Linked DNA regions of Homo sapiens: region 2 is linked to region 1. Evidence: chromatin loops called from intact Hi-C (ENCODE). Cell type or tissue: ascending aorta. All regions are shown on one strand. Links, peaks and the distances in the headings refer to the core of each region. The heading gives the core; the rest is flanking DNA. Region 1 overlaps TEX2 (testis expressed 2). Region 2 overlaps TEX2 (testis expressed 2).

Region 1 (8,338 bases), core at 282-8,281:
ATAAGGTTCTGGTACCTAGAAATATAAAGGACTGGTACCTAGAAATGTATAAAGGACTCTTACAACTCAATAACAAAGAGATAAATAACCAGATTAAGCAACGGGGCTGGGTGCAGTGGCTCACGCCTATAATCTGAGCACTTTGGGAGGCCAAGGCAGGAGGATCACTTGAGCTCAGGAGTTTGAGGCCAGCCTGGGCAACATATTGAGACTCCATCTCTACAAAAAAGAAGAAAAAAAAAATTAGCCAGACATAGTGGCATGTGCCTGCAGTCCCAGCTACTCAGAAGGCTGAATCAGAATTGCTCGAGTCAGGGAGGTCAGAGCTGCAGTGATTAGTGATTGCACCACTGCACTTCAACCTGAGCAACAGAGCAAGACCCTGTCTCAAAAAATAAAAGGGTAAAGGATCTGAATAGACATTTCTCCAAAGAAGATACACTAACGCCCAAATAAGCAAGCACATGAAAAGATGCTCAGTATCATTAGTCATCAAGGAAATGTGAATCAAAACCACAGTCAGATGTCACTTCACACCCACCCAGATGGCCACAATGAAAAAGACAGATGGTGGCCAGGCACAGTGGTGGCTCACACTTGTAATCCCAACACTTTGGGAGACTGAGGCGAATGGATCACTTGAGCTCAGGAGTTCGAGACCAGCCTGGGCAAGATGACAAAACTCCATCTCTACCAAATAAATAAATAAATAATAAAAATTTTTAAAAAGATAGATGATAACAAGTATTAGTGAGGATGTAGAGAAATTGGAATCCTTGGCCGGGTGCGGTGGCTCACGCCTATAATCCTAACACTTTGGGAGGCCGAGGCGGGTGGACTGCCTGAGCTCAGGAGTTTGAGGCCAGCCTGGGCAACATGGCAAAATCCCATCTCTATTAAAAATACAAAAAATTAGCCAGGCATGGTGGCGCATGCCTGTAATCCCAGCTACTGGGGAGGCTGAGGCACGAGAATCACTTGAACCTGGGAGGCAGAGGTTACAGGGAGCCAAAATCATGCCGCTTCACTCCAGCCTGGACAACAGAGTGAGACTCTGCCTCAAAAAAGAAAGAAAGAAAGAAATTGGAGTCCTCATACGTTGCTGGCAGGAATGTAAAATAGTCCAGCCACTGTGGGAAATAGTTTGGTATTTCCTCAAAAAGTTAAACAGAGTCACCATATGAGCCAGCAGTTCCACTCCTAAATATATATCCAAGAGAAATGAAAATACATGTTTACACAAACACTTGTACACAAATATTTATAGTAGCATTATTCACAATAGCCAAAAGTGGAAAATGGTGGGGCACAGTGGCTTGCGCCTGTAAGCCCAGCAGTTCGGAAGGCTGAGGTGGGTGGATTACTTGAGGCCAGGAGTTCAAGACCAGCCTGGCCAATATGGCGAAACCCCATCTCTACTAAAAAGACAAAAATTAGCCGGGCGTAGTAGTGCACGCCTGTAGTCCCAGCTACTCGGGAGGCTGAGGCACAAGAATGGCTTGAACTCAGGAGGCATAGGTTGCAGTGAGCCGAGATCACACCACTGCACTCCAGCCTGGATGACACAGCAAGACTCTGTTTTAAAAAAAAAAAAAACACAACAAAAGTGGCAAACAACCCATATTTCCATTAACTGGTGAGTGGATAAAGTGTGGTATATGCATAGATGATAATATTATTATGCAATAAAAATAAGTTTATTATGCAATAAAAAGGACGCACTGCTACAACATGGATATGCCTTGAAAACATTAGTGAGGGGAGTCAGTCACAAAAGAACACATTGTATGACTTCATTTATAGGAAATGTCTGGAATAGGCAAATTCATAGAGACAAACTAGTTTCCTAGACTGGTGGGCAGGGGGATGGGGAGGAGTTGGGGAGGAATAGGGAGTGACTGCTAATGGGTACAGGGTTTATTTGGGGAGTGACGAAAATGTTCTAAAATTGACTGTGGTGATAGCTACACAACTCTCAATATACTGAAAACTATTGAATGTACTCTATTTTTAAAAATTATTTTTGTGGTAAAATACATAAAGTTTGCCATCTTAATCATTTTAAAATGTATAGTTCAGTAGAATTGAATACATTCATAATGTTATGCATTGACCCCCACCATTCTCTTCAACTTGTATAATTGAAACTCTATACTCATTAAACAGTAACTCCCCTGTCCCCCTCCTCCCAGCCCCTGGCAACCACCATTCCCTGTCTCTCGGATTTTGACTATCCTAAGTACCTCATATAAGTAGAATTATACAGTATTTGTCTTTTTGTGACTGACTTATTTCACTTAGCCTAATGACCTCAAGATTCATCCATGTGGTAGCGTAAGTCAGAATCGCCTTCCTTTTTGAGGCTGAATCATGCTCCATTGTGTACGTACGCCATTTTGCTTATCCATTCCTCCATCGGTGGGTGCTTGGCTTGCTTCCACATTTTAGCTATTGTGAATGATGCTGCTCTGAACATCAGTGTACACATATCTTGTTTTGAGACCCTGCTTTCAAATTTGTTGGGGTATATAGCCAGAAGTGAAATTAGTGCATCTTAAGGGTAATTCTGTTTAAATTGTTTAAGGAACCGCAATACTGTTTTCCACAGCAGCTATGGAAGGATGGAAAAATTGTATGATCTATGAATTATATCTAAGTAAAACTGTAAAAAAAAAAAAAAATACAAAACCAGCCGGGCATGGTGGCTCACACCTGTAATCTCAGCACTTTGGGAGGCCGAGGCAGGCAGATCACCTGAGGTTGGGAGTTTGAGACCAGCCTGACTACCATGGAGAAGCCCCGTCTGTACTAAAAATACAAAAAATTAGCCAGGCGTGGTGGTGAATGCCTGTAATACCAGCTACTTGGGAGGCTGAGGTAGCCTCCCTTGAACCTGGGAGGCGGAGTTTGCAGTGAGTCGAGATCGCGCCACTGCACTCCAGCCTGGGCGACAGAGCGAGACTCCTTCTCAAAGAATACAAAACCATGTAGCCAGATCTAATTTTGCTTTTTTTTTTTTTTTTTTTTTTTTTTGAGATAGCCTTGCTCTGTGGCCAGGGTGGAGTACAGTGGCACGGTCTCGGCCCACTGCAACCTCTGCCTCCTGGGCTCAAGCGATTCTCCTGCCTCAGCCTCCTGAGTAGCTGGGACTATAGGCACGCACCACCACACCCAGCTAATTTTTGTATTTTTGGTAGAGACGGGACTTCACCATGTTGGCCAAGATTGTCTCAATCTCTTGACTGCGTGATTTGCCCGCCTTGGCCTCCCAAAGTGCTGGGATTACAGGCATGAACCACCACGCCCGGCCTAATTTTGCTTTTTAAAAGTTCTGTATTCTTAAATGTATATATACACTGAAAAGAGACTGAAAGAAAATATAGTAAAACTGTTTTAAATAATGTTTAAAATGTTTTAAATCTGAGTAGCAGGTTTATGGGTGTTTTCTGCAGTGAATATGCATTGTTTTTATAATCAAGGGAAAGAAACACACAGGAGTAGGGTCCTCCGCTGTGTCATCTCCTGGACCACACTGTCCCTTGTGCAACCCCCCTGGCGGTACACTGGGTGCGGCCAAAAAGGAGTGGGGGCACTACACACTCTTTGTAATAGAAAAACTGGGCTGGCCTCCTGGCCATTTGTAATAGGAAATGTTACACCACAGACTTCAGTAAATCTGTCCTACTTTAGTTTTAGAGGTTAGTTTTAAATAACACATATCCCAAGAGTGACGCAGTTTTGATGGGCTTGCTTCAGCTTCAAACCATTGAATTTTCTCTACACTTATTTGGAAGCCATTTTTGGAAAGTTACCATTTCTTAGTGTGTTTATACAGTTGAGACAGCGAAATGAATATCCTCCACACATTTCATCCTATAGCCAAATGGCAATATTAGGAAATGTATGCACATTGTTTCTTTAAACTCTTAAATTTTTATGACATTCGTTGGGCCTTCCTAGCAGGCTGTTGAATCCAGGTTTTGCTCATAAAAGCTTCTTTGATGCATTATCGATGTTCTGCTCTGGAATTTTTCTTTGTTCCCAATGAGTCTGTGGAGAGAAGCTTATTTTGGAAAAAGGAACTGTTGAAAAAACAACCTGCTTGTCGGTTATTTCAGAAATTTGTTTACCACATCATATGCCATTGGCTTGGACATACATTGTGAAATAGCCTTTGTTTCTTGCTATTTTGTGCTAAAACTGTTTCCTGTGAGTAACTAGGGTTGTAAAGAAAGGCTAATAAAGGGTAGATGCTCCCTCTAGGGAAGGGAAAAAGTAACTTATTCTCTTGTATAACCTACAAATCTAAAATAAGACACGTGGTGTCTTACGTGGGCAGCAACTTAGTACTGTCTGAGGGGCCAGGTGGTCATTGCCCTTGGATGAGTGTTTATGCAGAAGTCTGTATAAATAATCGGATGGGACTCAAAGACAGTAACCTCAGAAAAGCTGAATGAATTACCCTTGGGGCTGGGAAGGAGATGTTCAGTCAGAGAAAAAAGGGATTCAAAAAAACAGTGCAAGTTATGGCATGGCCAAGCATTCACCGCTGCAGACTCTTGCCCTTCCATCCAGGACCTAGTGGTGGAAAATGTCTTGGTTAATGACAGAAAACGTCACAGCACTCGAAAAGCCCAGAGAGAATAATCCATGTCCATTAAGAAGGGTGAAGCAGATCCATGTCTTCTGAAATGGGCTGACCAGCATGCTTTCTTTTTTAAACCATTTTTTTTTTTAAATGAGACTCACCAACGTTCATAAAGGAGACCTTTGAAAACTCAAATGTGAAGGACTCCTGTAAAATATAAAGTCATGCAGTGACATGTGATTGAAAAACGTAAGCGAACCCTAGGCCCCCAGCAAGAGAGGGCACAGGCTGTGGCAATGTATGTGGAGTTGGTTCCTGCTGGTGGGTTCGTGGTCTCACTGACTTCAAGAATGAAGTCTCGGACCTTCATGGTGAGTGTTACAGCTCTTAAAGGTGGCACGGACCCAAAGAGTGAGTAGTAGGAAGGTTTATTGTGAAGAGCAAAAGTACAAAGCTTCCACACTGTGTAAGGGCACCCAAGCAGGTTGCCGCTGCTGCTGGCTAGGGTGGCCAGCTTTTATTCCCTTATTGTCCCTTCCCATGTTCTGTTTTTGTCCTATCACAATGCCCTTTTTTCAATCCTCTCTGCGATTGGCTACTTTTAGGATCCTGCTGATTGGTGCATTTTACAGAGTGCTGATTGGTACATTTTACAGAGCGCTGATTGGTGCGTTTTATAGGGCACTGATTGGTGCATTTTACAATCCTTTTGCTAGCTACAGAGTGCTGATTGGTACATTTTTACAGAGTGCTGATTGGTGCATTTTACAATCCTCTTGTAAGAAAATTTCTCCAAGTCCCCACTCCACCCAGGAAGTCTAGCTGGCCTCACCTCTCAGCAAGACTGGCAGACGGGTGGGACTGAGCAGTGTGCTGGCTCAGGCACAGCTCAGTGACTGGTGAACACCAAGCTTCAGAATGAGTGCACGGAGCTATGTGCTGTAGACCTTGGGAGTACTCACAAACAATTGGATCTGCAGATTCAAATCCATACACACCAAGCAACAACGTGTGCACCACAGCACTGACCCAGGCACACAGCTTCAATGTGGGCACAGTCACAGCTGCTCAGAATGGATAGCACTGGCACGAATGCACAAGCACAAAGCGTGGAGGTGATGAGAGTGTCTGGTGTGTGTTATAGCTGCAGCCAGCCCATGAGGGCAGAACAGATGCACTTATAGTAGCCATAGAGGGAGGGGAAAGGGGGAATAATTCACAGATTCTGCATTTCTAAATCTTTTCATCTTTGCTTTCCAAAGCTCATTGTTTCTGCAAGGCTACAGTCTAATTAGAGACCTCAGCACAGGAAAATGTCTGCCATATCAGGGGGCCAGCTCCCCTTCCCCCACCCCCACCGCCACACACAGGACAGAGCAGATAGAGGATGGGAGAACAGGACTGTGTGTCAGGCGCTGCACTCATTTCTAAAATGGAAGTAAAGTTCCTGTCTTTCCAGGGTATTGTGAGACATGAGTGGACCTGAGACAGGAATGTGCCCATAGGGCTGGCATGTGGTCAGTGGACAGCTGCTACATTACTGAGCTCTCAGCCCGTGCCTGCACCAACCACATAAACCTTACAACACCGTCTGTGGGTGCTGCTGTTTACCCTTCTTTATCTCCATCCCTGACCCCCTCCAGGCCAGAGTGCACAGTCTAATGATTAGCCAAGGAAATCGGAGACTTGGGTTTACTTTCTCCCCCACCTCACACATTGGCCACAGCAGATGCTTCAGATGGATTGTATCAAATGGAAGTAAGGATCAGGGTATTTCGCTGGGCCGAGATTGGTGAGAACAGCTGTAGATGTTTCATGGAAGCCCTGAGAGCAGCTCTCTCTAATCCAGATCTGTGATTCATCGTCTTGCCTGTTCATTACATTACCAGGGGAGCATCTGAAACTCCTGATGCCCACTGAAATCAGTGACTCTGGGGGTAGGATCCAGGCATCAGTATTTTTAAGCATCCCGGGAATATTTTGACCTCACAGGGTTCAGGCTGAACTTGAGTCCTGGCCATTGGGGAACTGTGGCGTCTGCCCGGATGAGCACCAGCTTGACAATTACACGTCCAAGCCTTAGCTTGAAGAAAGATGGGCAGGCATTTTATCAGATGTGTCACTGATGCATAATGTTGATACCAAGCTAATTTGGACGCAGAGCAGTTTGGCTAAGCTAATAGTATGAAATATTAGCTGGTTTACAGGAAGACTGGTAGAAAAAGAAAACAGACAAAGAGAAGGTTTTAGCTGTGATGGCAGCTTTCGTTTCTCCCCTTTCCTAGTCACCAATACAATGTGGGACTTGTAATTTATAGGGAAGGAGTATGACTCGTGTGGTCTCCTGTTTCTATAAGGAGGGACCTTCAGTGACTTTATAAAAATAAGCACCTGTCTTATTCTCCAGTTGCTTTCTAGCTAATTTTGGTCCCTTTTCTTTTGCCAGTTGCCAGAGGTTCCACCCTCTGAGGAGGAAGAACAGGAAGCCTGGGTGAATGCCTTGCTTGGAAGAATATTTTGGGACTTCTTAGGAGAGAAATACTGGTCTGATCTGGTGTCTAAGAAGATCCAAATGAAACTCAGCAAAATAAAGGTATCACTTTCCACACAAGAGGCTTCTAATCCTCTATACTTCTTCATTTCTGGAAATTTTGTACCCTTATGTCCTAAGTGAAAAATAATTTGGTTTAAACGTATAACATATGAGGGTAGTAAGTTCTCAAACAGCACATCTGACCTTGATCACAGACTGACCTTATGATTAATTGCATCTGGGGGCTTAGTGAACATTAATGTTTACTCATTTTCTTGTGTTGCCCTCATTGTTATCCACTCCAGGTGATAATCCAGAATTTAGTTTGGGAAAATGTGAGCTCTTATAACCGATTCGTCTTATATAATTGTTATTTTTAAGTTGGAAATGAACTTAAATTGTACATCCAGAGCCCACCCAGCCCCACAGCAGTCTAGGCCACATGGTATATCCTCTGAGGAAAATACAAATTACTTAAGGCCTCTTAGTATACTCACTGAAGAAAATGCTAGACTACTTAAGGCCTCTTAGTATACTGACTGAGGAAAACACCAGACTACTTAAGGCCTCTTTCCCAGGCTGTGCTCCCTCTCAAGCTGGGAAAGTTAGCATTGCACTTTAAATGTGTCTGTGTTTGACCTTTACTTTTTGGCCAGATGGTACTTTATTTTGGGCTCTCTCCTGAAGAAACACTCTGGTGCTAATCCAGGGCCAGTTGGAAGTGAGTTTGAACTGTGTAAGTATGGCTGTCATTAAAAGACTCATTTGCCAACCAGGAGACCTTATTGAGGATCTTGAGGTTCTTTAAAATTAACTTTTTGACCCAGTGAAGACCCAGCCAAGAAGAGTCACTTTGGATCCCAAATTTTCACTGAACAGTCAGTAGCTTAAGTCAGTAGCCCTGAAGTTGTATGGATCAGAGACATTTTTGAGAAGCAGAAGCCTATGATATCCTTTCACTAGAAAAACACGTTGACACAAAATTTTGCCCATTATTTCAGAAAGTTCAAGGACTCTAGATTAAGAAACTGTGAACTACGGTAAACTAGATTAGAAGGAAAATATGGGCATAGAGGAGCTTCAGGTTGATTTCTTTTGTTCCTTTGGGTAAAGAACAGAGCTTTTCCTGGCCTTGTCAAGCTCTGGCTGCTGTCTGTGGGCCAGTGTCCCTTCTTCCCCAGCTCCTGAGAAAGAGGAAGGAGGGGCTGCCTTCTGAG
Region 2 (8,338 bases), core at 176-8,175, 50 kb before region 1:
CCAACAACAAACTCAACGCTAATCATCTGGAAAGACAGGATACTGCTGTTAGGCAGATATTGGACCTGTGAACAGAAAAACATCAAGATCACAATTTTACAGCGTTTGTTTCTTTGAAATGTCAAATGGAGCCCCAATACAGCCATCAGGTTTATAGCACCTCCAGAATTAGATTAGACGGTGTGGTTCCATGCTGTGTACTTGTATTTCTGGTTATGAAATGCTCCTTGTGCTTATTTTCCCCAATCTGCTGAGAAACACTTTTTTCTTGTTCCTTTATGCATTCACGTTTCTTTTTTATTCCACTTGCCTTTTTTCCTTACCCCTTATTTCTGCCTTCTGCTCTGCTTTTGGCCTTTAGACAGCAATGGAACAGACCTTCAGGAATGGGCGTCCATGGAGGCCCTGGCGGGGGCCAGCTCTGTACCTAGGATCTGAGTTGGGGGGTTAGGACCACGTCCCAGGAGGTAAGGCCACAACTCAAGGGCAAACAGTACAGGCATGTGTAGTGAAGATCAGGAGCAGGACATGGTCTCACTGTGCCCTGTGTCTATGGAAGCAGCTGCCCATTTCTGATTCTTCAGATATTTTAAATGAGTTCATTGACCTTGATAGAGACTTGCCCTTCTTTGATGTAGTTACACAGCAATAGCCTGTTAGAAAGCACTTGCCTCTAACATGGTGCCTTGCAAGGTAGGTGTAGACTATATTAACTAGTTATTGGTGCCAGGGAATAACTGGTACTATATCTCCACCTGAATTCCTCGTGATTCCATTGTCTCTTTCTGGGTATGCATGTGTTTTTGTTTGTTTGTTTGTTTTTTGAGATGGAGTCTCACTCTGTCACCCAGGCTGGAGTGCAGTGGTGCGATCTTGGCTCACTGCAACCTCCACCCTCCAAGTTCAAGCGATTCTCCTGCCTCAGCCTCCCAAGTAGCTGGGATTACAGGCGCCTGCCACCGCGCCTGGCTAATTTTTTGTATTTTTAGTAGAGATGGGGTTTTACCATCTTGGCCAGGCTGGTCTTGAACTCCTGACCTCGTGATCCACCCACCTTGGCCTCCCAAAGTGCTGGGATTACAGGCGCGAGCCACCACACCAGGCCGCATGTGTGTTTTTAAAGTGTAATGCATTCCTAATGGTCCAAGTTGTTTTACACCAGTGAATCTCAGTTCCAGGGTGGGCCCCGGGGCAGGGTATGTGTGTGTGTTTGGGGGTGGGGTAGTTGTGTGTGTGGTTGTGCACATATAGGCTTATGATGACTGGGGAATTAAAAAAATGTCTTCCAATCCATCAGTTGTGAAACTCCACAATCATGATAAGCCTCAAGATGGATAGGGGTGAGCTGGGTCATTTGTGTGTTGAAGATGTTGCCTAGGATTTTCTGGTACACTAACCCTTCCCTCAATCCCAAATGCCTCTGCCTTTTTAGAACTGTGATTAAGAAGGTAATGATTAGGGATGATCAGTTGTCTCACCAGCAGTCTGTTAGGTGGAGCTGACCTGGGCTCATGCCATCTGCAAAGGAACCCATGGGAACCAGGGACCATTTTCAGCATTTGAAAAGGCTTAACAGAAACTATGCTTTTACCCAGGATGAACATACAAAAGCTACCCAAACCATCAAGTTTCCTTGCTTTTGTTTGGAATTGCAACCCTGTATGGAAGGTTTCATGCTGACTCCACGTTCTGATTGGCTGTGGATGACATAATAGGAGTTTCTGACACAGGATTGGTCTAACTGTAGATATTGTTACTGGAGCTGGTACCAGGTCTCACTTCCCACTACCTTTAGAATGAGGTTGACCTTGAATGTGAGTGCCCTTGACTATGGAAATGAAGCCACTGATTGTTTCTTGCTTGCTCAGCTATGCTTATTATCACACCTGTGGCAGTGACTTGATTTTTATAATGTCATTATGAACCCCTTATAAATATGGATTGTTGATTAAAATTTGGATCAGTATTGAAATGGAAGAATAATACACAGAATTAATCAGTTTACTGGTAAACAATGTAAGAATATTGAAAAACATGTGGCCAACATGGGGAGGGGACAGAAAAAAAAGAGGTTGATGAAACTACAGATCTTATCCACAGCTCTCATTTAAAAAAGATCCTTTTTCATCAGCTTTTCACTGAAATCAAACACCAATAACTCTTTCACCACGAAACACCAACTATTAATACTTAGTCTCTATAAGCCTCCTAGGATCCTGTTGTGTTCATTTACCTAGGTGATGTACATCATCCTAAATTCTGCCTTTTCATTTTGTATTACGATGTATATGTACAGTACATATTTTTACATTGTCATTGTGTCATTCTTAATGGTCACAGCTGCCTGAACTAAACCTAAAGTCAGACAGTCAGGACAGTCCAGTGCTGGTGATTAGAGAAGGCTGGAAACAAGCTGTCTGATCCCGGATAACATGCCGGTGAGTCCACAGGCTGAGTCGGCACGGATAAAAAGATGTGCTCACACCTGCTGTGGATGCTGATTATAGTAGCTTACATATGTTAAGTGTTATTTCTTAATTCTCCCAGCAGCCCCTATGAGATAGGCACTATTATCTGCATTATATGTAAGGAAAAAGAGGCCTTTTGCCGTAACTTGTCCAGGGTGACACACTGATAAGAGGTGGAACTGGAATCCAAAGCTGGGTCTGTTTAATTTCAGAGTTTGAGTTCTTAACCAGGTTTTCTGTGCAATTGTGTTGCACCCCAGGACCTATTCAGTTCTCACCTCCCTTCAGAATCTAACCACCTTCCACCTTAATAATGACAAACACATCTATTAATATGCATTAAAGTGACAGAAGCTTAATACTGAAACAAGATAGAGTGGATGTTGCTGGCGAACAGGAACCCCAGAGACGGTCCTGTCCACATGAGGCTGTGTTAGTTTTCCTAGAGCAGAGTGGTGTGAAGGGCCAGCCTGCATTCAGTCTCTCCTTTGGTTCCGTCCTTTAGTCAGCCTCAGAGTTTTTCAGACTTGAATGGGCACAACAGTGACCACACAGGGTTGCCTGAAGCACATATATGGTACTTGGTGGGAGACTCAAGATTCTTAGTGAGGCTGAGAAGTGGTGCTTGGGTGATGTTTGTACAGAGTAAGAACTAATGAAGCACTGGGATAGAGAGCCCCATGAAGTTCAACCCCATCACAGCCTGAGCAGGAGCAGCCTCACAGTCACCTTCTGTACTGTTTGGCAGTAGGTGGGGGAAAGATAGGGGCTGCTGAGGAGGCCAAGTTGATGCCTGTCCTCTGGTGCCTGAGCACATGCAGGTGCGGCTGATCTGCAGCTCATTCTCATAGGTTGGAAACTCTCCACCTAATGGCCAGCACACATAAGGGATGTTTCTACAGCTGGGCTGAGCAAGACAAGTCTGGAAAGTCTAGAAGTATTTGTTAATGGGAGATGAGCTGTTTCAGTACTATTTGAAAAATATTTTGACTTAATTGCCTTAGGCACATTAGTCAGCTGATGTGCACTCTGGTTTGCTTTCCTTGACTTTAACAGTTGCCAAGAATTTCTCTTGTTACAAAAGAGAAAAGTAGGACTCTAAGTATGTTCTGTTCCATGGAAATTGAGTCATAGACTCTTAGAATTTAGAGCCTTCTGGAAAATTCCTTGAAGACAATGGAGGAAGCTTCCCTCAGTTTACAGCAGAACCCCAGGCTCAGGGAGGTGAAGTGGGGAGCTCCGTCACTGTCATTTGAGGGCCATTTGAGGGCTGTGGTCCTCCGTGGAGCTCCTCCCTCTGCTGCCTCATGGCCTCACTCGGTCTGTGTTTTCAATGACTGATTTACTACTAACTGAACAATTGTCTGAATCCCAATCATCTCATCAGTGGGCAATCCTTTCTTGGCATGATCCACAACAGAGGTAGAGTTGGGTGGGGAATGTTCCCCCTCAGGGCCTATAGGCAAGTGGTTCTCCTCAGGGAACCATGAGGTGGCCAGCCGGCCAGGTCAGGACCATGCCTGTGCCAGGAACCAGTATCTCCTAACCTTGCCAGTTGTGAACATGGCTCTGGGTTTCTTGCCTCTATTCCTTTTCTTCTGCTTTGTCCTCCACTTAAAATGTACTCTCCATTTTGTCTTGGCGGGGCACCTTGTCAGGTCCCCATGGGCCAGCTCACACGGGGCCCCTGGGAAACCTTCCACCATGCCTTCTCATATTCCTCCCATCAATTCCTATTTCCCTCAGTCCCACTCTTTCCCCTACACACACATGTGTGCACACATACATGCACATACACATGTGCACACATGCATGCACACATCTTAAACCTGGTTTAAAAAAATTTATCTTCTTTGGCCCTCAGATGCCTTACCTATAAATAACATTCTGATGTAAGATTACACTTAGCAAATTTACTGCCCTATATCAAGGTTAAGTCTGCTGATGCCTGTGTGAAAAGGAGGGTTTCTGACTGGGGGAAACGGCTAATTTTTTTGAGTTCTTAAAGAGTTTTTTCAGTTTTTGAAGAATTAATCTGAAATACGTTCCTCACATTGAGAAGCTGAATGGCCAGTGATCAACCTAGATGTAAGCTAGGTTGTCTAATTTCCTAATATGATTTGAAGGGAATAAATTCAATGCTTTACAGTTTATTATAGCTAGAAAATAGAGAAATGATTGTCCATATCAGTCAGTTTTTCCAAAGTTAAAATTTAGATCCTTGTATAGGAAACAGAGCAATATGTGTGTTATGTGTGTTATATACACTATTGTCAGCGTTTTCTAAAAAGATTTCAAAGACGAATGTTTTTATGCTGATGGAATGGGAAGGCTTCATCAGGAAGCTGTAAAAAAATCCAGAAGCCATAAAGAAAAAGATAGAGAGCTTCAACATCTCAAAATGTAAAACTTTGTATATTAAAAAAAAAACCCATACAATTAAAAGGCAAGTCAGAGATGGAAGGAAATATTTGGAACACATACAATAGACAAAGTATTAACTATCCTTGATAAAGAAGTGAATAACAAAAGTCCTTGGGCAAGAAATATGAACGACCAGTTAACAGAAGAAGAGAAGCAAATGAGGGAAAAGTATGAAGTGACTATCAAAGCATTGAGATACCTTTTCCCTGCCCACTGAATGGGCAGAAATTTAAAATAATATTCAGTCTTGACCAGGGTTGAAGGTGGACATTTTATACAATGTTAATTAGGAGAGTAAATTGGACAAATTGGCAAACAGTTTCAGAATTTTAAATATGTACCTCATTTGACCCAGCAACTCCACTCTAGAAATACATCCTACAGATAGACTTTCTTTTTGCACAAGATTTATATGGAAACACAGCTTTTAAAGGCAGCGTTGTTTCTAATGGTGAAAACAGGAAACCCTGCAAATTTCTATCAAATAAAAAAATGATTAAGTTAATAGTGGCATACCTTACTGTGTAGAAAAGGTGTGTGTGTGTGTGTGTGTGTGTGTGTGTGTGTGTGTGTGTACCTGTCAGTCCATAGGTATAGGCCATAGGAGGTGGTCCAAGAAATAGTAAGTAAAAAACAAATGCAAAACAATTTGTATAATATGATCTCATTTAAAAGTAAAAACAAAAACAACTTTATTTGTGCGCACTACCTTTTGTATGCACACAAAATGCCTATGAAAGGTCTGGAAAGATACGTTCTAAACCAGGGGTCCCCAATCCCCGGGCCACAGACCAGGAGCGGTCCATGGCCTGCTAGGAACCAGGCTGCACACCAGGAGGTGAGCTGTGGGTGAGTGAGCAAAGCTTCATCTGTATTTACAGCCCCTTTCCATCCCTCGCATGACTGCCTGAGCTCCACCTCCTGTCACATCAGTAGCGGCACAGATTCTCATAGGAGTGTAAACCCTACTGTGAACTGCGCATGCGAGGGATCTAGGTTGCTCCTCCTTATGAGAATCTAATGCTTGATGATCTGTCACTGTCTCCCAGCACCCCCAGATAGGACTGTCTAGTTGCAGGAAAACAAGCTCAGGGCTTCCACTGATTCTACATTATTGTGAGTTGTAGAATTGTGTCATTATATACAATGTAATAACAATAGAAATGAAATGCACAATAAATGCAGTATACTTGAATCATCCCGAAACCATACCCCGCTGCCTCTGGTCCGTGGAAAAATTGTCTTCCATGAAGCTGATTTTGCAGGGAGGAGGAGAAAATTTCACTTTTCCTCTACATCTGTTTTTGAAGTTTTTTTCAATGAGTTTGAAATTATATATTTTTTATTGAAGTGAAGATGTATACATATGGTTCAACTCTCTCATTTCACTTCTAGAAATATTTCCTAAGGAAATAACCAGAGGGCAGTCAAAGGTTTATCTATAGCTAGTCAAAGGTTTATCTATAGCATCATGTGCAGCATTGCAGTCTTGTTTGTAATAAGAAATTCAAGTGGTATTCTTGAATTACATTATGGAATATTCATCCTATACAGCGATTAAAAATCATGCATGAAATAATCTTTGATTTGAGAAAATGCTTATAAGAACAGTAAACAATTAGGGAGGGCTGCTCTGTGCCAGGGATCATGCTCAGTGCTTTGCTTAAGTTGTTTCGTTTAATCTTCTGAACAGTCAGTTGCCATTCCCATTTTACAGATGAAAAGAAGCTTAGGCTTGGTTAGGGTAAATGATTTGCCAGAGGGCCAGACTGCTACCAAGTTGGTGGAACTCAAACTAAAGGCCTTGCTAATGATAGATTACTTCAGTGTGTAATCTTGAGTATAAAAGCAGATTACATACATACATACAGTGTGTCCTCATTTAATAAAAATGAGTCTTTCTGCCTTAGTTTTCTTGTGGGTAAGGCACGGAGGATTGGCTAGGGCAATTTTATATTCTGAAGATAATGATTATAATAATTTTTAAAAGATTGACATGTGTTTACATATAATTTTTTTTCCAGATCACAAAAGTATTTGGAAATACCTGAAATTAGCAAATAACAATTACTGTTAAACCTGTTATATGGAGAAAATGAGAATTAATGCTACCCTCTCCTTTTTTTTGCCCAGTGCAGACATTTGTACATTGGTGTCAGCTTGATGAGTACTTACTTGATGAGTACCATCTGTTTAGGACATACCTGTCCTGAGTTTTCATTACTTATTCTAGGGATTTTTTGCCCCCATATTGATGTCATTTTCTTTTTTTTTTTTTTTGATACGGAGTCTCACTCTGTCACCAGGCTGGAGTGCAGTGGCAGGATCTCAGCTCACTGTAACCTCCGCCTCCAGGGTTCAAGTAATTCTCCTGCCTCACCCTCCCGAGTAGCTGGGACTACAGGCGCGCACCGCCACGCCCAGCTAATTTTTGTATTTTCAGTAGAGGCGGGGTTTCACCATGTTGGCCCAGATGGTCTCGATCTCTTGACCTTGTGATCTGCCTGCCTCGACCTCCCAAAGAGCTGGGATTACAGGCGTGAGCCCCCGTGCCCAGCCTGATGTCATTTTCTGATGTCTATGTGTTGTCTCCTTGAGTTTTCCCTGTGGATGCACCCATTATTTTTTATAAATATTTTATTATTTTTTATACTACTTTTATACTACAGAAAAGTTTTTACTAATTTTCTAGTTTCTAATACCAGTTTTCAGCAAAGTTTTTGCTAATTATGTTCCAGCCTTAGTGCAAGAGAGGGTTTGTCTCATTGTGCCCTTGCCAGCATCATACATGTTTTAATCATTGAGAGAAATTATTTCATCGGTTTGTTTCCAATTCTGTATTATTTTTAGTAAGGTTGAGTTTTTTATTTGTTTCTTGGCCATTTGAACTTTTGGGTGAAGTGCCTGTTCATGTACTTGGGAGATACCTATTGAAGATGCCTTCCTAAATTTGACCATTAAAGAAAGACCTTAAGAAAGACTGTAAGTCCTTCTAAGGGGAAGTTTTACTCTGCCAGGTGGAATGCATTTTTCTTACATTGCATGAAAGTTAAAAACATGATTTCTTAACCACTTGGAATTTATCTGACTTACAAGATTTGCCTTTAAAATTTTAGAAATGATTGGTGAAAAGTACATGGAACCTCTCTGTACTACTTTGGCAACTTCCTGAGAATCTGTCATTATTTCAAAATGAAGCTTGAGAATTTAAGGAATGGTACAACTTCAGCTCTCTCCTCTTACTGCCTGGAACCCTGCTTGATAATCCCAACTGGTAGAACCAATAGGGACGGGAGGGGAGCAGCTCTCATGATATCCCCAAAGCCAAACAGTGGTTAGGAATGCTGCTTTTGTTTTTAATTTGGACATAGTTTCAAACTTTAAAATGGATGCAAAAGTAAAAATGGAATCTTAAACCCTTTCCCAAAGGTACATTGTTGTTAACA

What was found. Hi-C counts contacts between places; a loop is a spot of excess contacts. Peaks named below come from ENCODE experiments on the same cell type or tissue, not always from the same donor. Only the 100,000 strongest peaks of a DNase experiment are listed, where the experiment ranks them.
Region 2: a loop joins it to region 1, with 1.9 times the contacts of the local background. A loop is called at or near these places in 5 of 110 quality-filtered maps.

What each region holds. Positions count from the first base shown.
Region 1 is chr17:64,176,168-64,184,505 of GRCh38, reverse strand. TEX2 (testis expressed 2) reads left to right here. Exons shown (of 12, transcript NM_001288732.2): 6 at 7,035-7,181. Among named protein-coding and RNA genes, the nearest start is that of SNORA50C, 34 kb to the right of the region's middle. In ascending aorta, for the core only: a CTCF peak has its summit at 4,247; DNase peaks (open chromatin) are centred at 3,585 and 7,772; H3K27ac peaks cover 4,852 bases.
Region 2 is chr17:64,226,059-64,234,396 of GRCh38, reverse strand. The region is part of intron 1 of TEX2 (testis expressed 2); the gene reads left to right. Among named protein-coding and RNA genes, the nearest start is that of TEX2, 33 kb to the left of the region's middle. In ascending aorta, for the core only: no CTCF peak of the experiment used is centred there; a DNase peak (open chromatin) is centred at 3,316; H3K4me3 peaks cover 252 bases; H3K27ac peaks cover 1,922 bases.